Regions from separate parts of the Homo sapiens genome. Here region 1 is linked to region 2. The links are chromatin loops, found by intact Hi-C in ENCODE. Cell type or tissue: CD4-positive, alpha-beta T cell. All regions are shown on one strand. Links, peaks and the distances in the headings refer to the core of each region. The heading gives the core; the rest is flanking DNA.

Region 1 (10,010 bases), core at 3,052-5,551, 440 kb before region 2:
GAACACTCACCAAGATAGACGATATTCCGGGCAATAAAAGGTACGTTTATGCCTCAACAAGTCTAAAAAAATAGAAATCATACAACATCTGCTCTCAGACCACATGGAATTAAACTAGAAATCAATAACAGAACAATATCTGGAAAATCCCCAAATATTTGAGGGTTAAACAATAAACTTGTATTAGTCCGTTCTCACACTGCTATAATGAATTTCCCCACCAGGTGCAGTGGCTCAAGCCTGTAATCACAGCTCTTTGGGAGGCCAAGGAGGGCAGATCACCTGAGGTCAGGAGTTCAAGACCAACCTGGCCAACACGGTGAAACCCCATCTCTACTAAAAATTACAAAAAATTAGCCGGGTGTGGCGGCAGGCACCTGTAATCCCAGCTACTTGGGAGGTTGAGGCAGGAGAATCGTTTGAACTTGGGAGGCAGAGGTTGCAGTGAGCCGAGACTGTGCCATTGCACTCTAGCTTGGGCAACAAGAGCAAAACTCCATCTCAAAAAAAAAAGAGACCAGGCACTGTGGCTCATGCCTGTAATCCCAGCACTTTGGGAGGCTGAGGCAAGCAGATCACTGGAGGTCAGGACTTCCTGACCAACGTGGTGAAAACCCATCTCTACTAAAAATACAAAAATTAGCTGGTCGTGGTGGTGCATGCCTGTAATCCCAGCTACTTGGGAAGCTGAGGCAGGAGAATCGCTTGAACCTGGGAGGCAGAGGTTGCAGTGAGCTGAGATCGCTCCATTGCACTCCAGCCTGGGCAACAAAAGCAAAAAAACTCTGTCCCAAAACTGGGTAATTTATAAAGGAAAGAGGTTTAATTGACTCACAGTTCTCATGGCTGAGGAGGCCTCAGGAAATTTATAATCACGGCGGAAGAAGCAGCAAGCACCTTCTTCATAAAACAGCACTAGAGAGACCACAACAAGCAGGAGAGGAACTACCAAAGAAACACTTATAAAACCATCAGATCTCGTGAAACTCACTCACTATCACGAGAATAGCACGCGGGAAACCACCTCCATGTTTCAATTACCTCTCACCAGGTTCCTTCCTCAACACCTGAGGATTACAATTCAAAGCTGGGTGCGGTGGCTTATGTCTGTATTCCCAGCACTTTGGGAGGCTGAGGCGGGTGGACCACCTGAGGTCAGGAGCTCGAGACCAGCCTGGCCAACACAGTGAAACCCCATCACTACTAAAAATACAAAAATTAGCTGGGCACGGTGGTGGGCACCTGTAATCCCAGCTACAGGGGAGGCTGAGGCAGGAGAATCACTTGAATCCAGGAGAAGGAGGTTGCAGATCACACCATTGCACTCCAGCCTGGGCAACAAGAGCAAAACTCCGTCTCAAAAAAAAAGAAAAAAAATTTTTTTCAAGATGAAATTTGGGTGGGAACGCAAAGCCAAACCATATATATATAATTTTTTTTTAAGACAGTCTTGCTCTGTCGCCCAGGCTGGAGTGCAGTGGAGTGATCTCGGATCACTGCAACCTCCATCTCCCGGGATGGAGAGATTCTGGTGCCTCAGTCACCCAGCCACCATCATGCCTTGCTAATTTTTGTATTTTTAGTAGAGATAGGATTTCGCCATGTTGGCCAAGCCAGTCTCGAACTCCTGACCTCAGGTAATCTGCCCACCTCAGTCTCCCAAAGTGCTGGAATTACAGGTGTGAGCCACCAAGCCCAGCCCATATTAACACTTCTTTTTCTTTTTTTTTTTTTTTTTTTGATACGGAGTCTCACTCTGTCACCCAGGCTGGAGTACAGTGGCATGATCTCGGCTCACTGCAACCTCCACTCTCCGAGTTCAAGCGATTCTCCTGCCTCAGCCTCCCAAGTAGCTGCGATTATAGGCGCCTGCCACCGCTCCCGGCTAACTTTTGGTATTTTTAGTAGAGACGGGATTTCACCATCTTGGCCAGGCTGATCTTGAACTCCTGACCTTGTGATCCACCCGCCTCAGCCTCCCAAAGTGCTGGGATTACAGGCGTGAGCCACCACACCCCGCCAACACTTCTAAATAACATATTTAGAACTAAATAAAAAATGAAAATACATCCCATTTATGGGGTGCAGCAAAAAGAGTGTTTAGAGGAAAATTGATAGCATTAAATGCATACATTAGTAAAGAAGAAAGATCTATAGTCCATATTCTAGGTTCCCACCTTAAGAAGCTAGAAAAAGAAAAGCAAATTAAATCCAAAGTAAGCAGAAGAAAAGAACTAATAAAAATTAGAGCAGAAATCAATTAACTTAAAAAACAGGAAATCAGTAGAGAAGATCAGCCTCCGGCCAGGCTGACAAAGACGAAAAAGAGAGAATACACAAATCACTAATATCAGAAAGAGAAATTAAATGAAACAGTTGCCATGGACAAGCTGAAAGACCCAGAATAGCCAACAACGTTGAAGCAGAACAAAGTCACAGGACTGACCCTACCCAACCTCAAGATGGACTGTATAAAGCTACAGTAATCAAGACAGTGTGGTATTAGTGAAAGAACAGATAGATCAATGCAACAGAATAGGGAACCCACAAACTGGCACACATAAGGGTAGTCAAGTGATGTTTCACAAAGAGGCAATGGCAGCACAGCAGAGAACAGATTAACAAACGGCTCTGGAACAATGGGATTTAAATTGATTGTGTGTATGTGAGAGAGAGAGAGAGAGCGTCTCATTCTGTCACCCAGGCTGGAGTGCAGTATCACGATCTCGGCTCACTGCAACTTCCACCTCCTGGCGCAAGCGATTTTCATGTCTCAGCCTCCCGAGCATCTGGGATTACAGGCATCTGCCACCACACCCGGCTAATTTTTGTATTTTAGTAGAGACGGGGTTTTACCATGTTGGCCAGGCTGGTCTCGAACTCCTGACCTCAGATGATCGGTTCGCCTCGGCCTCCCAAAGTGCTGTGATTACAGGCAGGAGCCACCGGTCCGGCCAAAATTTTATATTTTAAAAATCAATTTAAGGCCGGGCATGGTGGCTCACACCTGTAATCTCAGCACTTTGGGAGGCCAAGGCGGGTAGATCATCTGAGGTCAGGAGTTCGAGACTAGCCTGGCTAACATGGTGAAATCCCGTCTCTACTAAAATTACCAAAAAATTAGCCAGGCATGGTGGCGGGTGCCTGTATTCCCAGCTACTCCGGAGGCTGAGGCGGCAGAATCGCTTGAACCCGGGAGGCAGAGGTTGTAGTGAGTAGAGATCGTGCCATTGCACTCCAGCCTGGGCGACAGAGCGAGGAGACCCTGTCTCAAAAAAAGAAAAAAAGGAAAGAAAATTTAAGTGTGTTTAATGTAAAAGTGAAAACACACAGCCTTTACGCAGGGAACACAAGATATAATACTTGGTAGGTGGAAAGTTCATTTCATAACATGAAATCTTTTTCTAAATTTGAAAAAAAAAAACTTTAAAATGGACATATCTTCTTTTTTAAATTGTTAATTGCTTCTTTTAAAATTAATGGACTAATCGCAAAATCCAGTGATACATACTGATTATTTCATGCGTTTTACTGAAAATAATTTTGTAGTAAGAGGATTGTTCAAAATGACCCGCTCTGGGGGTCAAGGGGTCGGGCCCCCACTGCAGAGCCTGGAAAGGCAAAGACCCCCGAGGCTGCGCTCCCCTCGCCCTTCGTGTCGGGTCCTGCCCCACCCGGCAGCTCCTGGGACCCGCTGTGCGGCCCAGGGCTGGGGGCCCAGGCTGCCCCTGCTGAGAAGCCAGGTGCGCGTTCAGCCCCCGGGAGTCTCTCCGAGGCTCTGTGCGCCTCATTCCTCCACGGCGTCACTTTTTAAAAAGATAATTGCTAATTATGTATTTTAAAATGTTAGCTTCCACGGACCGAATGTTTCCCTTTCTGTTTAGAGTGGGGTTCCTAACCTCCTTCCAGAATAGCTCAAGGTCCCCAGTGCAGCCGCTTTGAAACAAAACCACTTGGTAACAGGAGCGCAGGACTATGGCGAAACCGCCAGGAAAGCTTCCTAAAGAGCTCAAACAAAACAAAACAAACCTTGGAAAGCTCAAGAAAAGCATCGTGGGTGACACCAGAATCTGGGACTTCATTCATTCATACATTCATTCATTCATTTTTAAAGAGGGTCGTTGGGAAGGAAAAGGGGAGGGGACGCCGGGCTGCAGGGCTCCTCGCAGGACACACGCTCCCCCTCCACGGGGAACCGGGGGTGGGGGCGCGGGCGTGGGGGGCCGCGCCAGCCCTGCGTGGGGTCCGGGACCACCGAACCGCGGGGACCCCTGATCCCGGGGGGGCCACTGAATTCCAAGGGGCCCCCGCCCGCCCGGCCCCACCCCCGCGGCGGGTTGCCTCTTCCTTCTTAAGAGGACGTCCCCTCCCGCTCTAGACGTCCTGGCCCTGTGAGACTGAGGCCCCGCCGGGGGCACCGTGGGAGTCTTTGATGGATGTGGCTGATGCAGGGTTTCCATGCAAATCACCCACAATGCTTTGAGCAGGGTTGCCCGAGCTCCTTTAATGTCACTGAAGAGAGAAGGACCTTTTTCTTACAAAGTCTATGTGTTTAACAGTTTTATTTTTTAAACATTTGCTTTCTATTTGGGGTGTATTTATACTCTTCCTTTTTTTTAGCTCCTGTGAATAGTCACCGTAACTATGGTAGAGATGGAACTTTCGAGGCTTATATAAGTAGCAGCGTGCCTTTGTGTTTCGGCTGGTCCGAGTGCAGTGGTGTTTACAACTAATTGATCACAACCAGTTACAGATTTCTTTGTTCCTTCTCCACTCCCACTGCTTCACTTGACTAGCCTTTTGCTGTGGTTTTGGGGTGGGAAAGCATTTTCTGTTCCCCAATACAGAACAGCCAAGATCCTGCCTGAAGGTTTTTCTTAAGCACACCACTACTTGCCAGTGAAGATGACTAGTGGACAGAGCACATTAAGTGTTTTTAGGAGCCTGGCATGCTCCGTGTTGAAAAGGGAGGTCCCCTCGTCTCTGAATTGTACCTTGAGAATAAGGAGAACCATAGGTTTAGGTGACCTAAGGAATGAACCATGTCTCACGCACCTCCTTATCCACGGTGTCAGGCATGAAGAAGAGGGATCCAGGAGAGGGCAAAGGTCCGCAGAGTGCAGTGGTAAGAGAGCAAGCTTTTCAAATTGCAAAGTAATGTACATAGCATGATTCTATTTCACACTGAAAAGTAAAACACTTTGCACATCTGTGCTTAAGCTTGTCTGTGTTAATACAGTATTAGCAAGATCAAAGATGAAGAAAATCCCAAGCTGTTAACCTAGAAATGATGCAGACACGAAGCTTTCCTCTTTACTGTGTGGTGGGGAAACTGCTCACCTCGGACACGATGGTTCATGGTATTATCTCTAAACCTGGATCCACCAAGCTTTGCTTTTCTTGTAAAACATAAAGATTTTGGTATTGGAAAATATCCCCTTTCTCTTCGCAAATGCCGCGCTTTTGCAAATCAAAATTATTTTGGCTTCAAACTACTGTCTGTGCAATGACAGTAGGATATAGTGTGCAATATTTGGGACATACTTATGCTAAAAATCTATTTACACTATTGTTCAAATTTGACCAGGCATCCTGTATTTTATCTGACAATCCTATCTTATTCAAATACGTCTTAGGAAAGAACTAATGCCAAACTCTTTTCTTCCTCAAGTTATCATATTACTCTGAGCTGGCCTTATAGTTGCACTGGGCATTCATTATTGCTTTGCAGATATTATCTGGTTAGGAAGTTTCTGGAGATAGGATACATATGTCATCAAGACTGATAGAATTGTGCAGTCTCATATCTGTGGAATGAAATCAACCTAAAGTCAGAGAAATTGACTCTGCTCTCGTGTTAGTTTCGTAGTGTCCATATTAACAGTTATTCCACCATCAACTACATACTTTTTTCTCTCTCTCTCCCTCCCTCCTAACTATCCATCCATCTATCTTTTAGTTTTTAGCAATGTTTCCACTGACTGGAATAGTACAGCAATTGGTTTCATGGCTTTGTTGACATTGTTTGATTGCTGGTTTTTCTTTGCGGGGTAGCAGAGAGAATACTTTTGGGGAAGAAAGGTTATTCTGGCTCTGCAAGCAATGAACTCAGTGGCTGACTCTCGGCTGCTTATGTGATCTCTCTCAGAACCTCAGTTTCTTCATTTGTAAAATGATAATGTCTGTCATACTAATTTAACTGGACTGCAAAGAATATTAAATGAAATAGGTCATATGAAAATACCCTGTACCTTATAAAACACAATACAAATGTATTCCTTTGCAAATATCAAATGGTGACTATGGCCAATAGACTGTTACTCTCTTGCAATATCATTTAATTGCCATTATTCCTGAGATACAGTGACAGTCCTGTGTTCATAGCTGGTACGTGATCATAGCAACATCAGTTGGCTTGAACAATCACTGTAATTAAGGCATATCTATTATTGAAGAAGCAGCAAGCTAGCTGTACGGGAAAAGCCTCGGGACTTAGATTGAGGAGACCCTTAAGTCTTGACTTCCTGATTCAGTTACCTCTCACCAGGTTCCCCCTCAACACCTGAGAATTACAATTCAAGGCCGGGTGTGGTGGTTTTTGCCTGTATTCCCAGCACTTTGGAGCCCGAGGTTGGCGGACCACCTGAGGTCGGGAGTTCGAGACCAGCCTGACCAACATGGAGGAACCCCGTCTCCACTAAAATACAAAAAATTAGCTGGGCGTGGTGGCACATGCCTGTAATCCCAGCTACTCGGGAGGCTGAGGCAGGAGAATCGCTTGAACCTGGGAAGCGGAGGTTGCAGTGAGCCGAGATCGCGCCATTGTGCTCCAGCCTGGGGAACAAGAGCGAAACTCCGTCTCAGAAAGAAAAAAAAAAAACAAAAAACCCCACAGGGAAGCTCTTGGGAAACCCACATGTGCCCTCAAGGTGCCTTGGGTTACTTTCACCTATAAGAAAAATTTAAATATTCTTTTGTTGTATACACATTTGTGGCAGTCACACTGTACTGCAACACCACCACAATCTCATCAAACAACACTTTGCCTCGAGGCTGTTAGGAATGTATACTTCCATGTAGCGAAGAGGGAAGGAAGATCAGTGTAATGACCCTTTGTTTCTGATGAGGAGGCAGCTGCGTGGCTTTCTAAAGGCTACATAAGAACCTAAGGGCTGAACCAGGATTAGAAAGTGGCTCTGGTGCCTCACGTGGTGAGCATCCCGCAATGTACTCTGCCCTCTTCCGCCTTCTCTATTTTCAAACTCTTGGACTTGGTTTGTCTTCCTCCAAAATACTTTCTCTCTGAAAATGTTCACATCTCTTAGCTTCAAAACTTAACTGGATTGTCGACTTTGAAATGCCTCTTAATTTTGTCCATTGAGTGTTGTATCATCAAATACCAGTCCTTAATCCTACTGATATTAAAACATTAAAAAAATCCTGGCCGTGCGCGGTGGCTCACGCCTGTAATCCCAGCACTTTGGGAGGTTGAGGCAGGAGGATCACTTGAGGTTAGGAGTTCAAGACCAGCCTGGCCAACATGGCGAAACTTCGGTCTTTACAAAAATAGAAAAATTAGCCAGGCGTGGTGGCGCGCGCCTATAGTCCCAGCTACTCAGGAGGCTAAGGCAAGATAATCGCTTGGACCCACGAGGCGGAGGTTGCAGTGAGCCGAGATCACACCACTGCACTCCAGCCTGGGTGACAGAGACTCCAGCCTGTCTCAAAAAAAAAAAAAAAAAAAAAAAAAAAGAAAGAAAAGAAAAGAAAAAGTACAAGAAAAAGAAAAACCCCTATTCACCCTCATCCCATTTCCTGTCTTTGATCTCTTAGGACATACTATACCATCTTTACCAATAATTGGTCCGTAGTATCTATTACTATTTATTTGATTTTTGTTTTCTTTTTCCTTCTTGTCTGTGATGGGTTTTCCCAAATTTACTGTTTGTTTCTGGAAGAAAAGAATAGTACTTCGTTTTCCCCCTGTATTCCATGCTTTATTTAATGATGCTGACTTTCAACATTTTAAAATTGAGATGAAAACAAGAAACGAGGGATGCCAGGAGAGTGGAAACTCTCGTAAAAGACTAGTCAAGTGCAGTAGTGAGAAGGGGGGAAAGAGTAGAACAAGGAGTTCGATCTGTAACTGACTGTGAACAATCAATTGAGATAACTCACTACCTTCGGACCAGCCAATAAGTCCTCCTACTGTTTGAACTATTTAAAGCCCCCAAATTTGTTCATTTTCCCCTTACAGTGATATTCTGGTTTCAGTTTACTGATGACTATATTTACAATATTAATGATATATATATACTCTAAGAATTCCCTGGCACATCTATTTATCAATAGCTGGAAAAACGTACTGAATAACAAGAATCAGACGTGTTGCTAAGCATCCTGGGAAAGAGATATGCAAAATTAGCATTTCGTCATCAGGGCGTCTTTCCCCCGGTTTGTCTTGAGTGGCTCAGCCACCGCAAGGTACCAGAGAGCCGCCCAATCTGCGCTGGCCTCCTTTATCTGTTTGCTGTGTGACCCTCCGGACAGCTCTGTGGGACCTGGAGGAAACTGTGAGCCCTACAGATAAAGTCTGTGCTTCCAGCGTCGGTAAATCCCAGCAAGCGCCACTACCTGGAGGCTGACACTTTCCCATCTTGGCAGTCAGCTCCCTACAGAGGTGCTTCTCCCACTGCCCAAGATCCCTGCCTCCTCCTTAAACCCCAACTGATAGAACAGAAACCACCACCTAAGGAACGTGAAGGGGAAGCATCTGAAACACCAGAAGATCTTGGATTGTTCCTGAGGACTTCAGAATCTACAGGGACAAAAGGCAGAAGCAGGAAGTCCGAAGTAAAGATGACTAAGAAAAGGCGGGTGGAAAAGATTTCTGTGAAAGTGTCAGAGGCAAAGCTCTGAAAGACCTGAAACTCATGCCGAAAGCAAAGAACAGCAAAAAGACAGTAGGGATGTGTCTGGAGCAACAAGGATCGGGCTGTTCCTGGGGCAGCCGAATTCACAGCTCTGTTTTACTCCTAATGGAGGATCTTCCTGCTGCAGCGGCGAGTAGACCTTACTGTAAAGGTGCAGGCAAGGGGAGGGGAAGGGCAGGCAGCTGCCCATTGGAGTTCACATCTCCAAGCCTGAGAAAATGTGTTCCTGGATGCCCCAAGCCAATGGAAAAGCAGAATCATTGACTATGTTTGACTCCTTCTGGTACCTAGCACAGTATCTGGGACACAGCAGGTGCTATGTAAATGTGTTGAGTGAATGAATGAATGAATGCCATTGAGGAGAATGAATAACCCCAGAAAACTAGACATGGGTAGATGTTGTCCTAATTTCAAAAGAGGGGAAAATGAGAGTGAGAGTTTCATAAATGACAATCTCTAAACGATGTTGCTCTCTAGCAAAATTCTAGAATGGATTATTTTAAGAACAAAGCAGGTAAACATTGGCAGCCAACTTGAAATTAATAAGAAAAAGGTGTGCGCCAGAATAGTTTTATTTCCTTTTGTTTTTCATTGTACAGCTTGATTTGACTAAGTTGTTTATACCTTTCACTCTGCCTTTGCATGCACTGGGGGTGATCTAGTCTACTATGTGGACTGGAAGTCCACCCAGTGGCCAGGCTCAGAGGCAGGGAAGGGGGGTTGGTGCCATTCTGGGAGAGGAGGTTTCTGGGGCTGTTTCTCAGCCAGATCCTGTCTCATCTGTTTCCAACAACCCCACAAATGAAGACACTGAAGCTGACTAATCAAATTGACTGATGCCCCAATAGGTGTCATGATATGCAGTGAGAATCCGGCAGGCATTAGAGATGAACAGCACGGGCTGCAGCCACATTATCTCAGCTTGAGTCCTAGTTTTCACCAGCTACTAGCTAGCTATCTCTGGTCAAGTCACTTACCTTGCTTGAGCCTCAGTTTCTCCATCTAGAAAATGGTCATAATCGAAGTATCTATCTTATAGGGTGTTGGGAAGATTAACTGAGAAGCCACATAGAGTTT
Region 2 (10,010 bases), core at 4,923-7,422:
GGGAGACTTAGTTGGCCATTTGGGAAAATTAAAGTGGCAACTAAACTTCATATTATATACCAAAATAAAGTCCAAGTGGATTAAATTATTACATATAAAATATCAAATAAAAGCATAAGACAGTATAAATTGCATCTAACTGATTTCTGAAGGACTTTCTAATACACAATGGAACAAATCCCAACAGAAAATACCAATAGATTCGGCTATATAAACATTAAAGGTTCAGGTATGTAAACAAAATCAAAAGGTTAATACCAAGTTGGGAAAATATTTCTGTCATGTAGGACAGTCAAAATATTACAAATTAATATCCTTAATAAGTAAAGAGCCCACATGTAATAGCAAAGGCCATCAAAAGACAATTCACAAAAGGAAATAGTATAATAGTAGTTGATAGAAAAGTATAAGTGTTAGTAAGTCAAAATAAATCTTAGTAAAACCAAAGACATGCAAATGAAAACAACACCATTTAACATTTTTCCTGTATTGAAATGGACAAAAATTAAAGTAGCAATCCTCATACTGGCAAGGGTATGGTAAGTCCATACTATTTTAGGCCTGTAAACTGGTACAATTTTTTATTTTTATTTTTATTTTTTGAGATGGAGTCTTGCTCTATCGCCCAGGCTAGAGCGCAGTGTCGCAGTCTTGGCTTATTGCAACCTCCACCACCTGGGTTGCAGTGAGCTGAGATCCTCAGCCTCAGCCTCCCAAAGTAGCTGGGATTACAGGTGCCCGCCACCATGCCCGGCGAATTTTTGTATTTTAGTGGAGAAAGGGTTTCACCATGTTGGCCAGGCTGGTCTCCAACTCTTGACCTCAAGCAATCCACCTGTTTTGGCCTCCCAAAGTTCTGGGATTACAGGCCTGAGCCACCATGCCTGGGCTTGGTATAATCTCTCTCGAGAGGAAAGGCAGTATAAAATAAGAGATAAGTTCAAACAATTCCCTTTGACCTAGTAGTAATTCTGTTTCTATGAACCCAGCCCAGAAAAAGCGTGAAACATGAACAAATGTTGGCTCAAAGATATTTAAGTGCTCTTAAGTGTTATTTAAAATATTTAAGCAAATAGATGGCAGGGCGCAGTGGCTCATGCCTGTAATCCCAGCACTTTGGGAGGCCGAGGCGGCTAGATCACCTGAGGTCGGGAGTTTGACACCAGCCTGACCAATATGGTGAAACCCCCGTCTCTACTAAAAATACAAACATTAGCCGGCCTGTGGTGGTGCGTGCCTGTGATCCCAGCTACTCAGGAGGCTGAGGTGGGAGAATAGCTTGAACCCGGGAGGCAGAGGTTGCAGTGAGCCAAGATTGCACCACTGCACTCTAGCCTGGGCCACAGAGGAAGACCCTGTCTCAAAAAATAATAATAATAATAATAATAATAATAATTAAACAAATAGAAGCAGAAATGCCTAATATTAGAGAGGTGGTTAAGAAACTGGCATATCTACATGATAGAAAACTAGCTATTTAAAATGTTTGATATAATTCACAAGAAAATGTGAATTACATCTTAAGTCAGTGGTTCTCGATTCTGACTACCTTAGAATCACCTAGGGAGGTTTTAAAAGTACTAATGCAGGTACGAGGGGGCAGATCAGTTGAATCAGAATATCTAGAGTGATACCCAGACACTGATAGTTTGTGCTGTCAGGGGATTCCAGTGTGCAGCCACGGTTGGGAATCACGATGTTAAATGAGAGTGGGTATTATCTCAAAGGTAAAAATAAGTAGAATCAACCAAACAAAAAGGTAAAAAGAAATATTTTGAGATCCTAATATCTCCTAGCTCCATGGTGAGATTGTTAGTGACTATTTCTTCTTTATACTTTTTGGTATTTTCAGTAATTGTTTTATTTTCCTAAACCACTAAGAAATTATTTTTTAAGTTTAAGGGCCCCCAGAAGCACCTCAATTCAAATTGGAAGCTCTTAATCTATAGTTAAATGCCCTATTTAGGGCCATAGCCCCTTCTTGTGCCCTCCCTCCCATCCAGCCACTCCCAGGACTCAGTCAAACAAGCATCAGTGCGTGGAACTGGCACAGGTCCTCTCCGTGGCCTTCTAGGAAGCCACCTACCTGTCAGCTTCCTGGATCACCCACCTAAGGGCATCTCAGTTCGGTGAGGATGCCCTTCACGTGCACTGTTTGCTCCAGGGCACACATGTGAAGACTAAAGCATGAATATAGGGGTTATGGGTGATTTCAGAATGTTTTTCTTTATATTCCTCTATATTCTTCACATTTTCTGCAATAAAATGTATCACTTTGAAAATCAGAAAAACCCATAAATATTACAAATTTAAGCATATCTCTTCTAGTAATTACAAGCAATATCATTTCCTTTTGACATAATTAGTACGTAATTGCCTAGATAAGACAAAAAAGACTCCAAGGAATGCTAATTTGGGAAATAAGTGCATTATAATTTACACATAACGTACTCATTCAAGTGCCTTTTTTTTTTTTTTTTTTTTTAAAGAACCAAGGTCTTGCCCCGTTGCTCAGGAATGCAGTGGCGTGATCATGGCTCACTGTAACCTCAAACTCCTAGGCTCAAGCGACCCTCCCATCTCAGCCTCTCAAGTAGCTGGGACTACAGGCCTGCTGCACCACCACATCATCTGGATTTGTTGTTGTTGTTGTTGGAGACAGGGTCTCGCTCTGTTGACCAGGCTGGTCTTGAACTCCTGGGCTCAAGCAGTCCTCCTGCCTCAGTCTCCCAAAGTGCCAGGATTACAGGTGTGAGCCACCATGCCTGGCCTCATTTATGCTTCTATAGGAATAATTAATTCCATTTTGCACATGAGGACACAGCCTCAGAAAATTTCCAAGGAACTCAATTTCAAGACCTCTCTGTCCAAGTCCAGGGCTGTTTCCACAATACTATATTTTTTCCATCTTTTCTAGTAAAGGTTGGATAACTGGAAGAACAGAGAGCTGAACACTGGGATCTGAAAGAGTTACCACCTCATTCCCAGTCCTGCCCTCTCCATGTGAGGACGGGTGAATCTGAGATAGAAATAATGGCTCATGTGTGCTGAGTGTTTATGTTGGAGGCTCATATACACTATCCTACAGAATCCTCATAGCTGTCTGAGGCAGGTACAATTGTTATATCCTAGGAAATAGTTAAGACTGCTCCCATTTTATAGCTGAAGAAACAGATTCAGGGGGACTAAGTGACTCATTCAGTCATTTAACAAATACACTACGTTCCAGGGTCTAGTCTAGGCACTGAGGACTCAGCAGTGAACGAGGCCAAGAAACACAGCCCTGGCCCCATGGAGCTATATTCCCAGAGGTGCAGTGTGACAGACAAGCAAACTAATGCATGAATGAAAACATCACAGATATTGAAAACACTACAGGAAAATAAAGCATGGTATTCTGATGGAAGACAACAGGGATGGTCAGGAAACGATGATTGGAGCTGAAATCCGAATGATAAGAAGCCAGTGAGGAAAAATCTGGATGCATGTCCGGGCTCACACCTGCAATCCCAGCACTGTGGGAGGCTGAGGTGGGCAGATTGCTTGAGCACAGGAGTTCAAGACCATTCCTGGGCAACATAACGAAAACTCATTTGTACAAAAGATTTTTTAAAAAATTAGCCAGGCGTGGTGGCATGCACCTGTAGTCTCAGCTACTTGGGAAGCTGAGGCCAGAGGATCAGTTGAGCCTGGAGAGTCGAGGCTGCAGTGCCACTGCACTCCAGTCTAGGTGACAGAATGAGACCCTGTCTCAAAAAATAAGTAGATAAAAATAACTAAAATTCTGGATGCAGTGGATCCCAGGCCTTGGGTAGAGTGACCCACTTGGAAGTGGCTTGGCAGGATGAAGCAAGAATGAGGCCAGTGTGGGGCAGCAGAGGGGGCAGAGCAGGACAGTGATTTGAGGTGGAGGTGAGGTGGGGTCAGGCCACAGAGGGCCCTGTGAGCTGGGTCAGGAGGTGGCATTTATTTACTGTGCCATCCCAGGGAGAGTGGAGCCTGGATTTGGATCTCCCTCCCATGTGCAGGGGCCACATCTCTGAGCCCTTCCTCAGAGACTCTGTGCTGGGCTTGGCACAGGTCTTCATCACCTCGGGCCTGTCCTGTGGAGACAGGCTTCCCAGGTCAGTCTGTAAGCCTCCTCGGCCATGCAATTAAGGTTCTTGTTCATCCAGCCGACCTGGTTTCTGCCCCTGAGGAGCAGATTTAGGTAGAGGAGGCACACATGAACATCCACTGTCACTCGGTGTCACTTCAATGATAACTGTCTTAAGCTCTGTGAACCTAGAAAGGGGAAGGGGGAGAGTGGGCACCACAGTTACCCTAAGCTGGGGTGTTCCAGAGGCCTTTTCTGAGGGAGTGACATTTCCACAACACCGTGCAGGAGGAAGGAACGTTAGTTGGGAGATGAGCAGCCCAGGAAGTTGGGCGGCATGGGTGAAGCCTGAGGCAGTGGGGTGCCAAGAGCAGAGAGAAGGTCAGGGTGCTGGAGTCTGGGAGGCAGCCTGTGTGGACTGAGTAGGGTCTTCCCAAAGTTCATGTCCTTCCAAGAACCTCAGGAGGTGACCTTCTTTGGAAATAGGGTCATTGCCAATGTAATAGTTAATTAAGACCAGGTCATCCTGGCGCAGGGTGGGCACTCAGTGCAATATGACTGTTATCCTCATCAGAAGAGAGGAGACAAAGGGAGCAGGCCAAGTGCCCGCTGGCGCACTGCATCCAATGCTGAAGCCAGGAGAGAGGCATGGGACGGTGTCCCTCAGAGCCTCCAGTAAGAACCAAGCCAGACCACACATTGATCTTGGACCTCTGGCCTCCAGAACTGCAAGAATCCATTTCTGTTGTTTAAAGCCAACCAGTTTGTGGCACTTTGTTACAGCAACCCCGGACAGGGCCGAGAAGGCAGGCAGGGCCTAGTGGGTCCTGAAAGATTTTGGACCTTACCCTAAGAGCAATGGGGAACCTCCCAAGCAAGAGAGGACTATGATCAAATTTGCCTTTTCAAAAGATTCCCTGGCCGCCCAGTGCTCCCACAGCATTCAAATCCGTTAAGAGTGAGGCCCCACAATAGGACAGAGGCCCTGCCGCCTGCACATCACTCACACGGAGGCACACGTCACTCAAATACACCGGGTGCTTGCCAGCCTTCCCACCGGCCCACAGAGCGGGGCTTCCTTGCCTGCTCCCCACACAGAACTAGGGGAGACGGCCGACCTGCGGGAGGATCGTCTGGCCCTATGCCTCAAACGCCTTAGAAAACGCTCGTACCCTGGACCAGGCAGTTCCACTCCAGGAGGTTAGTCTTTGCATGGCATTTGTTTTATTAGGGGGCCACCGCAGCCTGGGCTAAAGAATTTAGTCTTCGGAAAAAACTAGGCAGACATTTGAAAATATATCAAGGAAAAAAAGTGCAGGCCGGGCGCTGTGGCTCACGCCTGTAATCCCAGCACTTTGGGAGGCCGAGGCGGGCGGATGACGAGGTCAGGAGATCGAGACCAGCCTGGCTAACACGGTGAAACCCCGTCTCTACTAAAAATATAAAAAATTAGCCAGGCGTGGTGGCGGGCGCCTGTAGTCCCAGCTACTCGAGAGGCTGAGGCAGGAGAACGGCGTGAACCCGGGAGGCAGAGTTTGCAGTGAGCCGAGATCCTGCCACCGCACTCCAGCTTGGGCGACAGAGCGAGACTCCGTCTCAAAAAAAAAAAAAAAAAAAAGTGCAGCCTATCATGAGAGAGCGCCTCCAGGTCCACCTCCGCATGGGACAAACACAGCGAGCGGCCAGGAGCTGGGCCTCAGCCTTGGTTTCCTCATCTGCACAACGAGAAAAGTGGGTAGAATGCAGGCTGCCCGGGAAGAAGCTTGAGCAACCCTAAAGCTCGGGGTCAATTCACGGAGTCCCCTCTCCTTCTGGGACCCAAGGCCCTCCGGGTCTTCTGTGCTGTTTTGTGCCGTGGGTTGAGCCTTCGAGGTGGGGTAGGTCTCATATTTCCTGTGCTCTCAGATTCCTGCGGCCGCACCTTTGTTTGCACTAACTGTGTTTGCACCAACTGTGTTTGCACGGGGATTTGCTGGGGCCTTGGCCGGCAGGCCAGTGTGTGCAAGAAAAGCAACCTGACAGCGGCTCCTGCTAACCAGGGCTGGTTCGGGGCTGCGGCCGGGCGGCTCCCGCACTGCGACTAAGGGCCAGCCGGCTGGCAGGCGGGGCTGGGGCTCGGATGTCGGGACTAGCGGGTCTCTGGCGCGAGGCGGCCGCCACCACCGAGAAGGCCGCGCGCATTCCTAGAGCGGCCGCCAGCGGCCAGGTGAGGGCGCCGCGGCCTCCGGGGCCTCCTCGCCTCTGGCCGGCAGGGGGCAGCGCGCGGCCCCGCGCGGCCCGACGTGGCGCTGGCCCGGGAGGCAGCCCGTGGGCCGCCGGCGCGCCCTGCCGGGCACCCAGCAGCGCGCTCCCGTTCTCATCAGACGGGAGAAAAAACGCCCAGGCAGAGGAACGTCTAAAAGTCAAGTCATCAAAATTAATGTAATCGAGAAAATGTGCATATTTAAAATATGGATAGAGACGCATAAATACATCTTTAAAATAAAAATATAATCGTTTGTGTTAAGTCCTTGCTCCATTGGCTCTCAGCTGCACTCACAGCACCAGTGAGACCGACACGGTTGTGCCCCATCCCACAGGCGCCAAATGGAGGGCGCAGGGTTTTAGGAGCTCGCGTAGGGCCTCTCGGGCGGCAGCAATGGAGCCGCGAGGCCGGCGGGGAGACCGAGGACGGGACCCGCTGAGCTCTGGGTGAGCTGGGGGGACTCGAGGGGACCTGGATGGGCCAGAGGCCTGGCTTGGGGAAGGGCCCCTTCCCGGTTCCCCAAGGTCCCGGTGTGCCGCTGCCGTAGGGAAGCAGGAAGGCACGGCCGCGCCAGGCGACCTGAACGAGAGGAAGCCCGGGGTCGCCGCCCGCGGGCGCGGCTGGTGTTCATACCCAGCCAGGAAGGGCGGGCGGGCCTCGGGTGCCACGCGGCGTGCCCGGCGCTTTCCCCGCAGTCCCGCTTGCTGCCCGTCCCTGGACTCCTTATCAGGCAGCTGGGTGACCTTGCTGCAAAGGGCAGGGCCGTGGAGCAGGATTTCTGCCGCACACCAGCCACCTGCAACGGTGGTAAGAGGATTTGGCAGTGATCCGGGTACTCTACCTAATATTGGGGCTGAAATATCAGAAGGAATGATAAAATCCATTTTTAAGTGATAGCGTTTAAAGGTGTTGGATCAGGTTTAATGAAGAAAATCATCTCCATCCCAGCTGGGCAGAGATTTGGGATTGTACCCGTGTTTCTTCCCGCACATTGTCACCTGTGGCTTGTTCATCCGTTCATTTCGCGTGCACTGAGGACCTCTGAGGACCTTGCGCCAGACTCTGGAGCAAGCGCGAAATGAACAAAAGCCGGCCCTGCCCTTGGGAAAAATCAAACACACAATGGCCGCTGAGTGCACGCTCCGAGCACGCGCCAAGCCCTGGAAAGCCCGGTAGAGGGGACCCTCCAACCTCCCGCAGTGATGCGTGTGTGGCCAGGGGTCTTGCTAGGCTGCACCTTGCACCTGAATCTCCCGTTGCCTTCACCGTGGAAGCGTTTGCTGTAAAAATAACATGGGGGTTGGGGCGGGGGAGACGTCTTTGTAGCTTTCTCACAGGGCTTAAGACATCTGTCCTGCTATCTTCCCCGGCCTTCCAGGGATTCTCAGTGGATGTTAGCTCTCTGGATTTCACTGGCAAGGTTATAGAGACTTACCATTTTCTGATATGAACATCTGCCAAGTAACGCATAGAGAATAGGAAAGCATGCATATCCCACAAGGAAAAAAAATAAAACTAAGAAACTGTTCTATCAAAGAATTAAGTAAGCATGGAGTGTGTCACTGGATAAATTAAACATACAGAGTTTGGATTGAGGCTAGGAAAGGTTGAAGCAAGAGAAAAGGAGCCCTGGTGACTTGCCCAGGGCAGAGGTTTTTGAAGTGAGCTTCCTCCTTGGAGACCCCTCAGCGCAGGGGGAGTTTGGGAAGACGGGGGCGCCAGAGCAGGTAGGCTTGGCTCCCTCTCCAGCCTCTTAAGGCACGAGTTATTTTACATATTTAGCTTCTGAAAATTGTTTTATTTAAACAAGGGATTCCGGAGGCTACAAACGAAAGCTTGAAAACACTGACAGATGAAGTGCAAAAAATTTGGCTGACCATTATAAATTTGATAAAGATTTCATGTCCTGAATCTGAAAGAGATTCTAAAATATATTACAGATTTAGTTCTACAGAGAAGGGATGAACTCTTCCAAGTAATTTCACAGGTGGAGATGGTTAGAAGTCCTCATACTGGGTGGTTAAAATTGATTTCTTCCATAGTTATGGAAAAGACTTGATACCTTCTCTTGGAGAAATAAGGGACTCATTCAATTGTAAGTTTTTATTGTTTAGAACATAGAAATTCCTTCTACAACCAGAAAAAAACGCTATTTTCATTTGGGGGCAAAGAATTTTAAATAAGATTCTGGAATTCTGTTATGTGATTACTACATACTAATAAGAGTTCATCTTTTTGGTAAAATGAACACCCAAGCATGTTTGTATGCAATTAACGTTTGTTTCAAGACTCTGAAGAGCTGGCAACAATTTGGGCAAGGAAAATGTGTCTATTTCTCTCAATTTGTCTACTGTATGAATTAAACACACCAGAGACTGGCTTAAATTGGTCTGAATATTGACTTGCTTTTTTAGCAGCACTCTGAAACATTTGAGGTTTTTTTTTTTTCCCAAACTTATTTCAGAATGCATCACTGGATAAATTGGCTTGGTAAGGCATTGATTAATTCAAGACACAGTAAGGAACCACTGGGTTAAAGTGGGAAAGAAATAATACAAATTTTAGTTGGACAGTCATTATTATTAAATTGTTCAGGGGGTAACTATGGGAACCAACTTAGTGTCTTTACTTTTTGACAAAATTAATGTGATTTATAGTGATGACTATCATCCAAATCGAAAAATATATACAGAATTTTTTTTAAGAGACAGATTCTCACTATGTTGCTCAGGGTGGTCTCAAACTCCTGGGCTCAAGCGATCCTCCTCCTTAGACCTCCCGAAGTGCTGGGATTACAGGTGTGAACCACCACACCTAGCAGAAATTTTTTTGTATACGCCAGACGCGGTGGTTCACACCTATAATCCCAGCACTTTGGGAGGCCTATGGAGGATTGCTTGAGTCCAGGAGTTTGGGACCAGCCTAGACAACGTAGTGAGATGAGACCATGTCTCTACTAAAAATAAGAAAATTAGGCTTGGTGGCTCATGCCTGTGGTCCCAGCTACTCAGGAGGCTGAGGCGGGAGGATCACCTGAATGTGGGAGGTCCAGGCTGTAGTGAGCCATGATGTCACCATCGTACTCCAGCCTGAGACAGAGCAAGACCCTGTCTCAAAAATAAATAAATAAATTTTTTTAATCTTAAATTTTAGAATTTGCATAATTTACCTGCAGCAAATTTGATCATGGGACCATGTAGTTCTTGGCTGGTACCTTCTGTGGAAAAATGGCAAGTTTCACCTTTCATACTTGTTTACTTTTCTTAATTGAGTTTAGCTTAAATCCAAGCTATTTCAATCCTTTGAGGGCATAATTTGATTATTTGTGTATCAGGTAAATGAAGAGCTGATTGCATTTAATTTTTAAAAAGATTTTATACTTATTAGACTATACTGATTTTAAGAAGAAACAGTCTGTTGTCCTGATAATCATTCTTTAAATAAAATTACCAGCAGGGATAGACATTTTCACTGATACATTTTGTCATTAAAATTCAACTTTCCATTACCTGAATTAATAGACAGCAGTGATGCTCCTGTCTTATAATACTTGAGTTATTTTGAGATATTATTTTACAAAGAGAAGCAGTGAGTTTCATTCATGCGGTAGTGGCGGGGAGGGAATGGTGAGAACTTAGAGGTAGCACTGAGCCGGCAGGATTAGAGTCA

Evidence for each region. Hi-C counts contacts between places; a loop is a spot of excess contacts. Peaks named below come from ENCODE experiments on the same cell type or tissue, not always from the same donor. Only the 100,000 strongest peaks of a DNase experiment are listed, where the experiment ranks them.
Region 1: it touches region 2 in a loop (3-fold over the local background); 2 of 110 quality-filtered maps call a loop at or near these places.

The regions. Positions count from the first base shown.
Region 1 is chr7:148,979,055-148,989,064 of GRCh38, forward strand. GHET1 (gastric carcinoma proliferation enhancing transcript 1) reads left to right here and starts at 8,473. Exons shown (of 1, transcript NR_130107.1): 1 at 8,473-10,010. It also overlaps RNY3 and RNY1. RefSeq lists silencers at 889-1,089, 4,304-4,403, 8,120-8,189 and enhancers at 8,332-8,832, 8,400-8,449, 8,770-8,819. In CD4-positive, alpha-beta T cell, for the core only: no CTCF peak of the experiment used is centred there; DNase peaks (open chromatin) are centred at 3,827 and 4,437; H3K4me3 peaks cover 1,838 bases.
Region 2 is chr7:149,416,165-149,426,174 of GRCh38, forward strand. No RefSeq gene overlaps it. Among named protein-coding and RNA genes, the nearest start is that of TRC-GCA11-1, 6.0 kb to the left of the region's middle. RefSeq lists an enhancer at 5,624-6,123 and a silencer at 6,255-6,504. In CD4-positive, alpha-beta T cell, for the core only: CTCF peaks have their summits at 6,260 (motif pointing right) and 6,547; a DNase peak (open chromatin) is centred at 6,347; H3K4me3 peaks cover 1,519 bases; H3K27ac peaks cover 811 bases.